Linked DNA regions of Homo sapiens: all the other regions are linked to region 3. Evidence: chromatin contacts called from ENCODE Hi-C or POLR2A ChIA-PET data. All regions are on one chromosome and are shown on one strand. Each heading gives the region's core, a stretch centred on a gene start or an enhancer-like site at or near the end of the contact. The rest is flanking DNA. Distances are from core to core; before and after follow the strand shown.

Region 1 (2,700 bases), core at 52-2,551, 4.2 Mb after region 3:
TTAAGATAAGAGATCAGTGATACCTGCTAAGACTTAGAATCTGTCTATATTCAAGAAATAACATTTCAAATTAAAAATTTGAAGCCTAAAATTTGTGATTTGATTTTGTTTCCATATTAAACTATAAGTTTCCAAAATAAAAGCAACCATGTAAAAATATTATGAGATCATTTCCTTCTCCTGGGAAGGGGAGAACTGAAAAAGAGGAGAGAGGCAGGCAAAGGCCTTCTGGTCCACTTTGTTTCTGACAACCCCTTTTTCCTCCTCCCACTTAGCAGAGAGAGACGTGGCAGCCTGAGCGCTGGTCAAGCTCATCCAACCAAGAGCACTTAGGAAGTCGGCACGAACACACCTAAGTAGCAGCCTGTTGCTGAGTGACAGAAAAGAGAGGCTGAGATGGTCACTCCAAAGAACAGGAAGCAGCCAGTTCCCTCTGAACTGGTCCTCAGAGGAATCAGCTTCCTCACGCAACCCAGTTTGCCACGTCAAACTTCCTCACACAGAGCACCAAGTTAAAGAAACCTGACTCAGCTTCAAGCGGCGACACGGCAGAAAGCCACTTGGTATAAGCAGGCCTAGGATCAAAATCTGGGGAGCCCCAACCCCAGAACGGCCCCCTGGCTCACTGTCACCCAGCAACTCTAGCCAAGGTGCACTTCTAACCCTGGAACAAGTTCGTATTTGGCCAGATCAGTTTCACTATTCGGATGTCCCGAGGCTTCAAGATATAGTTGCCATTTTTACCATGAATATTTCTAACATTTCCTTCCTTCAAAAAAGGAAATTAAGTTGATAAGGAGATGAGAAAACCGCTGGCAATGACACTCGAATGGTGGCCACTGAGGATCCTAACAAGGCAGTTCCTGCATCCCAAGGCAAAAGGTGGGGGCGGGTAAAAAATGCCCACGCCCACCTCCTGCTCCCCCATCCCGCCGGCCCCACTATTAAACTGCACTAGAAGGCTAAAGAACAAAGAATGAGTTCTCCTCCCGCCGCCACTGCCTCAGGTGAGCACCCGGCCTCCCGCCGCGTCCCCGGGCCGGGCGCCGCAACCCGCTCCGCTGTGCCTGGGCAGGGCTGTCCCGCATGAAGGCGTCCGCGGGTGGGAGGCTTTACCTGTTCCCGCTCCCGCACCCCGCGGGCTTCCGAGCGCTGGCGGCTCTGCGCCTAGTGCCGGCAGCCCTCGGTGGCCGGGCTCCCGCTGCGGTCGCTTCTCCCGCCGCGCCTCTTCCCCGGCCGGCGTCCCCTTAGCCTGGACTCACGCTCGGAGTTGCAGCTGGGCTGGGAACTGCCACGTCAAACCCTTTCTCGGCTGCGCGCCCCCAGCGCCGGGCTTGGACCAGCCGCCGCGCTCCCGCCTGCGCACGCGCACAGCCACCGGCCGCCGCGGGGCGGGGCCACCGGGCTGAGCCTGCGAGCGGCCGAGCGACCTCCCCCTTTTCGCTTTTTCCCTTTTTCCGGTTTTTTGTTTTTTGGTTTTCTTTTTCCCGTCTTTTCTTTCCCCTCCCCCTACAGGTCAAAGCCTTTAACGTCGTGGCTAAATCAGAACCGTATTTTCTCGGCGCAGCCCCGCAGGAAGGAGGGGAGCGCGTTCATTCATTCTTCCATCAACAGGTTGCAGTTTCAGCTCTTCATTCATTACGTATTACTTAAATAACTAATAGTTCAGGTACTGCACTACCGTTACATACGGGAAAGTACACGATCTGGACCTAGGGGAGATTACCGTTTAAAGGCGAATCTGGCACGTGTACACGCACATTTGATGACGTACCCGTGCAATGCACTACAGAGGAAGGAACGCCCAAAGCAGCCTGGCAACGTGTAACGCGGGAGGAGTGGGGGGTGGGGGAGATGTCCCAAAGGAAAAGTGTGGGAAGTGGGGTTTCCATTGATATTGGGGTTGTTAGCGTTGTGTATACTCCTTCTTCCGCATATTCCTTGTTTGTGAAGTAGGATGGCTGATCCCAGCCCCAAACAGGAATCTCTGCATGGAAAAGCACCCAGCGTTTAGCTCACCGTCCTGTGAGAAACAGCTCAGAAATAAAGGCAACCTATATGAGATCTGGAGCTTACCTCTCTATCTCACCCTAAAATCAGGACCATCTGGCTGGTTTCCTATCATCTTTCACTGCTAAATAGAAAGACATTCAGCCACTCCCAGGTTTGGTATAGCTACCACTTTGCTCAAACTTACAAAGTAAAAACCAGCCCGGTGTTGTTGTTTTTAACATGCACTTTCTTCCCGGCTACAAGAAAGCCACTTGACAAATACCTTTACTGATGAACTGCCTAGGTAAAAACGTACATGGGGATGTTGCTACTCCCGAAATGCTACATGAATTGTGCAGGAATTTTAAGTCATTTTAGCAGTAAAGATATATGGTCCATTTATCCCACTCTTAAAAGTTTTTAAGGCATGGGGCAAGGCACAGTGGCTCACACCTGTTATCCCAGCACTTTGGGAGGCCAAGCAGGGAGGATTGCTTGAGGCCAGGAGGCAGTGAGCTATGATCACACCACTGCGTTCCAGCGTGGGCAACAGAGTGAGACCCTGTCTCAAGAAAAAGAAAAAAAGATTTTAAGGTAAGATATCTGGCCTACATCCAGCTTCAACACTGATCAGGTTTGAAAACCCACATTGAAATTTTTGTTTTAAATTGTTTCTTGTATTCTCAATGTGATGAAAATGTTCAGTGG
Region 2 (2,700 bases), core at 30-2,529, 4.1 Mb before region 3:
CAAGATCGCGCCACTGCACTCTAGCCTGGGTGACAGAGTGAGACTCCATCTCAAACAAACAAAAAAAGAATACATTTTCTTTTTGGTCTTGTTTACTTGTTGCAGGAGGCTAAGTAAATTTCTTTTATTTTGGAAGCAAGAAAACAAAAAGAAATTTTACTTGACCTTGAATATCTTCTACATAGAAAAAAAAAATTGGAAAATAAAGTTAAATAACTAACTGGTTCATTCAAACCACCATAAAAATACATAGAGGTCTGAACAATCTAGAGGGGTTGTTTTTCACCAAGCTGCTCCTCTATGTAATTCTGGAACCCTTTATTTAGTCTATATAGACCCCTAGCAATTGTGACTACCTGTCCCGAATCAGAAGCTCTGTGTTTAAGGATTTCACCCAAAACTTGCTGTTTATTTTGCTGGTTCAACTTATAAAATTGCTCAGCACAGCCAGAGAGTCTTCACTGGAAACAGCATGCCAGATGATTTATGAGATAATTAGGTACCTTTTTTGGTTTTTTTTTTAGAGTCAATTCAGAGTGATCCAAGCCATAACTTGTGCCATCGCCCCTTCTCCCTCAGTTTTCTTAAAGTCACCTTGATCTGATCCACTCAGAGATGCCAGAGAAATGCTCTTCCCTTTTGGAAACGACTAAATTGCATAGACTATCATTTTATTGTGCTAGGTCTAGTAAGTGACTTATTAATGTGGCATAGGGAGGCCCTTGTGGGAAGGTGGTTTACTCCAACACATTTGCCTGGCGCGATAATTATTCAGGACGTACCCACAAGTCACTCCTGAACATATTGTGCTATTAGTCAGCCTTTTTCTCTTAATTTGCAAGACAAGTCATCTGATTTTAATCACTGAATAAAATCTTCCCAAAGAAGTTGTGATCTAGAATTGTTTTGTATTGTTATCTCTTATTCCTTGTTTTCAACTTTGCACACACTTAGAAAAGTTTAGGGCCAACTGATGGAATTTAGGATATATAAAAAGGAGCTTTTGAGTTATTCTGAAGTTCATGAGAAAAAGAACAGGTTACCATTTTAAAAATGCTTACATTGCCTATAGTGTATATACACCAAGTAATTTTGTTCCAGTATATATTGCAGTCAAATGAAAGGATTTGAAATATTTCAGATTGTGAAAGTGCTATGTCAGAAAGCACTAGCATTCTAGATTTATAAGATGTAGAATGAGGTATATCCTAACCACATTATGTAAATTTTAAGGGAGTTTCAAATGTATTACTACATGTAATCTACGCCTTCTCACTTCCCCATAACGCTGTGAGGAGGCTATACATGCTCTGGTGACCAGGTTTTACAGATGAGGACACTAAAAGTCTGGGGTTTTGTGACTTGGTCAAGATCACACTTTAGTAGCTGAAGTGGATTAGAATGTAAGAATGTTTGCTCTTAGAAAAGGGTTTTCCCCATAAAATCATATTGGCTCTGAACTTTAAAAAAGAAAAAGAAAATAAACATTATATAGCTCTTCGGGTTGATGAATGTCACTGTATCTATATCTGGGTCACTGTGATTGAGTTAGACTTGCTGTGACTGACATTTGCTGAGAGGACCACTGAGCTGGGCCAAACACACCGCACAGAGAAATCTCCCACACTGTTCTGTTCCATGTCCGTTGGCAAGCTCAGGAATACGCTAGTTTAGGAAGGTAGTTTTTGCCTACAATCAAGCAGAATGTCTTTTAAAGAGAGAAGGTGAGAAAAGGATTGAAAATTATTTTCTTTCCTGGGATCTTAGGAATATATATTATATATATTATATTATATTTTATATATATATTATATTATATATATATATATTCATATTCTGGCATCCAGCCAAGAGTAAAATAGAGTATTTGAAAACATACCCCATGGCTATAGCTTAGGAAAGTGTAATTCCACTTCCTCCTTCCTCTCACCTCCCACACACGAAGATGTGTGTGGTGCGCGCATGCACGCACGCACACTCACACACACTCATCTTCTCAAATTAGTTAGCTGGCCTATTTCTGAGGTGTGACTCAGAGGAGACATTCTTGCAAGGAGTGACTTTTCCTTTTCCCCTGCCTCTGGAAGACATCAGAAGTCAGAAGAATTCAGAAGGAAAAGGCAGCTGACTAAACATGGGGTTGGAGCTTGGTGGATCTTATAAAACTTTCAAACTCTGGGAAAGTGTACAGGCTTTTTTAGAGTCTGATATACTTGCAATTAACTACAATCTGCAAGATGTTTAGAAACTTCAATTGACTAAACTGTTAATGTCACAAAACTAATCAATGATTGTTCTATTGCAGAATGAATTCTTAACTGAGGCTTTTCTTGGGTAACTTTATTGTGACATAATTTCAGACTCATAGGAAAGTTATAAGAACGGTACTAGGAATTCCTAGAAATACTTAACCTAGATTCACCAATTGTTTACGTTTTAGCCTGTACCCCTTCCCCTTCCTTTCCAGAGCACATGGAAACATCCTCTCCCTTTACCCCTTAACATCAGAGCATATTTCTTAAGCACGGGGGCATTCTCTAAAATAAACATAGTACAGTCATCAAAATCAAGAAATTTAACATTAATACAACTATCTAATTCACAGTCTGTAATAGAATTTTATCAACTAACCTAATGATGTCTTTTTGAATGTTTTTTCCCCCAGTGCAGTACCCAGTCTGGAATGCTGCATTGCACTTA
Region 3 (2,700 bases), core at 74-2,573:
AGTTTTTTAATTTATCATTAACTGATAACATATACAGTAAAATATAATTTCCGTTTTCTTATCTAAGGGCAGAAAATCCCAACCTATTTCTGAATCTCACTTTGGAACAAGGACAGAATGACCTGACATGGCATTTTTGATTTCCAACGTTTAAACGCATAACGTTTGTGTGCTATGGAAGCATCTTAGCTTCTGGAATTTATGCTCGACACGAAACATAAACAATAAACAATTCAGTCCACGTTATATAGACATATCTCATATATATATGAGATATATATATATAAAATATCTTACGCACATGCACACTTAGACTTTCTCGGTTTTCATGAAACTCACAATCTACCTCAGGCGCTCAAAGGCACTCGGCCTCTCAGGTCTGAGGCACCACAGAGAGGCTTCCTTGGGCACAGTTGCTTGCTGGTCAAGACGCCAACTTGGCAAGGTTATGCTGCTGGCAAAGGCAGATTCGTCAGAATAAAGTCGCCACAGGCTCAACCAGGCAAATCATGAATGGCCCTTTCAGCAGGAGCCTGAGAGGAGGGATGTTATTCAGCCCAGCAACCCTATTTACTTTTTTTCAGGATCCCCAAACTCGCGTTTTTTAAGGCTTTCCGCTACAAGAGAGCCAGAATTGAAGCCTGGGTTGGCGGCAGTGCAGGTACCTGCTCACCTAAGCATCCCTCTTTTAATTTTCCTAACTCCTCCACCCACTTGCCCAAGTATAACTTTTGAATGGATTCAGCAGAAGTGAGGCAGGAAAGGCAGGAAGATGAGAAAAGGCGCGACATCAACACGCAGAGCTCACTGAGCCGCCTTGATGATAAAAGGCGGGCACAGGGACTACGTGGGTGGTGGCAGAAAGGGCGCGGGACACGCCTCGCAAAGAGGGAAGAGTGGGCGGGGCCACGTGCCGTTGTCAGAGTTCGCAACTCGAGCGCCCAGAGGGCTCGCGAAAAGTCCCAGCCTGCAAGCCAACCTCGCTCAGCGGACGACTGGCCGGATCCCAACGCGCTGCCCCTTGCCCAGCCTGCGAGCGCGTGGTACGAAGGCGCGTCTGCATCCATGCCCCAGCCCGGGGAGCTGGAGGCGCTCGCAGTCAGAGGCGAGTGATGCTAGGCTGAGCGCGTGGCGGCCCGTGTCGTGCCCCGCTGAGCCAAGTGCGGAAGGGCAGCGGCGCGCTCCGACTCTGCTCGCCGCACGCAGGGCGGGGCGCGGCTGGGGGGCGGGGGGCCTGGCCGCCCGCTGGGAGCTGCGGACGAGCAGGCGCGCTGAGGACCCGAGGGAGGACACGGTTAAAGCATTGCTATCAACTGTGAACCCAGAGAGCCCTCCTTAGCCAACACGCTAACTCCGAAGCCTCCCTTACGCCCCCGAACCACCGAAGGCGGCGACACCTGATTCAGCGCACAAACACAGGTCCCTTCTGTCCCGGATACAATTACGCGGCAGACACACACTCAAACTCGCGCGGGGCAGCCAAGAGACGAGGTGAGCGGAGGGACCACGCCGTTCCAGAGGGCGGAAGGGGGGGCGGTCTGGGTGGAGGAGAGGGGCGTTGTTTGCTCCCTGAGGTGAGTGCCGGGCGAATGGCTGCTGTCCAGGGGCGGGGGGGTGGGAATTAGAAAGCACAGACAGGGTTGGGCTGAGGAAGTTAGAAGTGGTTAGTGGGGGTTGGCGGGGTAGGGAGAAAGGCTAGGGGTTGAGGGGGTGTGAAGGAGATCTTTTTAGGCTGGCCCCTCATAGCGCCCGCGATCCTGTTTCTGCCATATGGCATCCGTTCGAGGGTTCTCTCGCGTTTGTGCGCTCAAGGCAGAGGGAGGGTATAACGGGGAGGCGATTCGGCCGAGGACCTTGTACTTGACCCCTGAAGGGATGGGCACCGCGGAGCCCAGAGGCCAGAGCCAGCTGCCAGGGCAGGGATGGAGGTGGGGGACCAGGAGGAGCTTCGGGACCTCTTCAACTCCCCTTTACTCCGTCTTCCCCCTAAGGAGGAACAAGAGCGGGATGTGTTGGGGGTGGGGAATGTCTTGGGGCTGTACAAGCTCGCTGAGACTTTTCGGGGCCCGCCGTTTCCGCGTGCCCGCGCGACTCTCGACAATGGACAGTGTACAGTGGTGGCAGGGTTTCACGGGTCCCCGCGCCGATTTGGGAATGGTACGGGGTGCCCTTGCATTAGAGAAGCCTGTGCGGGCCCCCGGGATTAGAGAAGAGGTGAGCGCCTGCGGGCGGGGAGAGAAGGACGCGCTGCTGGCAAAAAGAAGGGCGCCTTCCATGGACTGGAGGAGCGGCGAGGGAGCCTGGTATGTGTGTTTTGGATTTGAAGGAGGCAAACCGCATCGGAGAGTGCAAGTAGATGCAGTGCGTCGGGGCAAAAGGACAATCTGAGGAGGTGGGCGGGGTACCCAATCTCTATATACAAGCTTTCTGGTTTAATTGAGGGTTTATAAAATTGAGTACGGTAAACCTGCCATTGTGCAGCACTTCCTTAGGAAAGGAATAGCCTCTGTACCTGTACCGCGAGTTCCCATCACCTTTCAGCATCTAGGCGGGGAGAGGAGAGAAGGTAGAGAACTTCTGAGAGAGTTCTGAGAACTAACGCGAATGGCTGGATTGCGCTAACTAGGCGTTCTTAGCAGGAAAATGTCGCCAAGGGAAGGAGTGGGTGGCGGTATCAAACCAGGCGTGCTCTGGAGAATC

Evidence for each region. Hi-C counts contacts between places; a loop is a spot of excess contacts on that map. ChIA-PET counts read pairs that join two places held with the same protein, here RNA polymerase II (POLR2A). Pooled maps may share reads with other maps.
Region 1: a loop to region 3 is called in a map of B cell, with 14 times the contacts of the local background. The contact joins the promoter of SEC24D here to the promoter of UGT8 in region 3. A Hi-C loop is called at or near these places in 1 of 168 maps with a recorded cell type or tissue (B cell) and 2 of 50 pooled maps. POLR2A ChIA-PET finds 5 or more read pairs at or near these places in 1 of 52 experiments (PC-9).
Region 2: a loop to region 3 is called in a pooled map, with 11 times the contacts of the local background. The contact joins the enhancer-like site here to the promoter of UGT8 in region 3. A Hi-C loop is called at or near these places in 3 of 37 single-sample maps with no recorded cell type and 3 of 50 pooled maps.

What each region holds. Positions count from the first base shown.
Region 1 is chr4:118,834,825-118,837,524 of GRCh38, forward strand. It overlaps SEC24D (SEC24 homolog D, COPII component), which reads right to left and starts at 1,302. Exons shown (of 23, transcript NM_014822.4): 1 at 1,117-1,302. RefSeq lists enhancers at 658-1,549, 1,170-1,464 and a silencer at 976-1,465.
Region 2 is chr4:110,482,957-110,485,656 of GRCh38, forward strand. All of the region lies in intron 1 of ENPEP (glutamyl aminopeptidase), which reads left to right. Among named protein-coding and RNA genes, the nearest start is that of ENPEP, 8.2 kb to the left of the region's middle. RefSeq lists an enhancer at 1,445-1,494. Within about 2 kb of position 1,280, at least 5 of the 41 ENCODE cell types and tissues checked have a DNase peak (open chromatin) inside an H3K27ac peak, as active enhancers do.
Region 3 is chr4:114,597,484-114,600,183 of GRCh38, forward strand. UGT8 (UDP glycosyltransferase 8) reads left to right here and starts at 1,324. Exons shown (of 6, transcript NM_001128174.3): 1 at 1,324-1,491.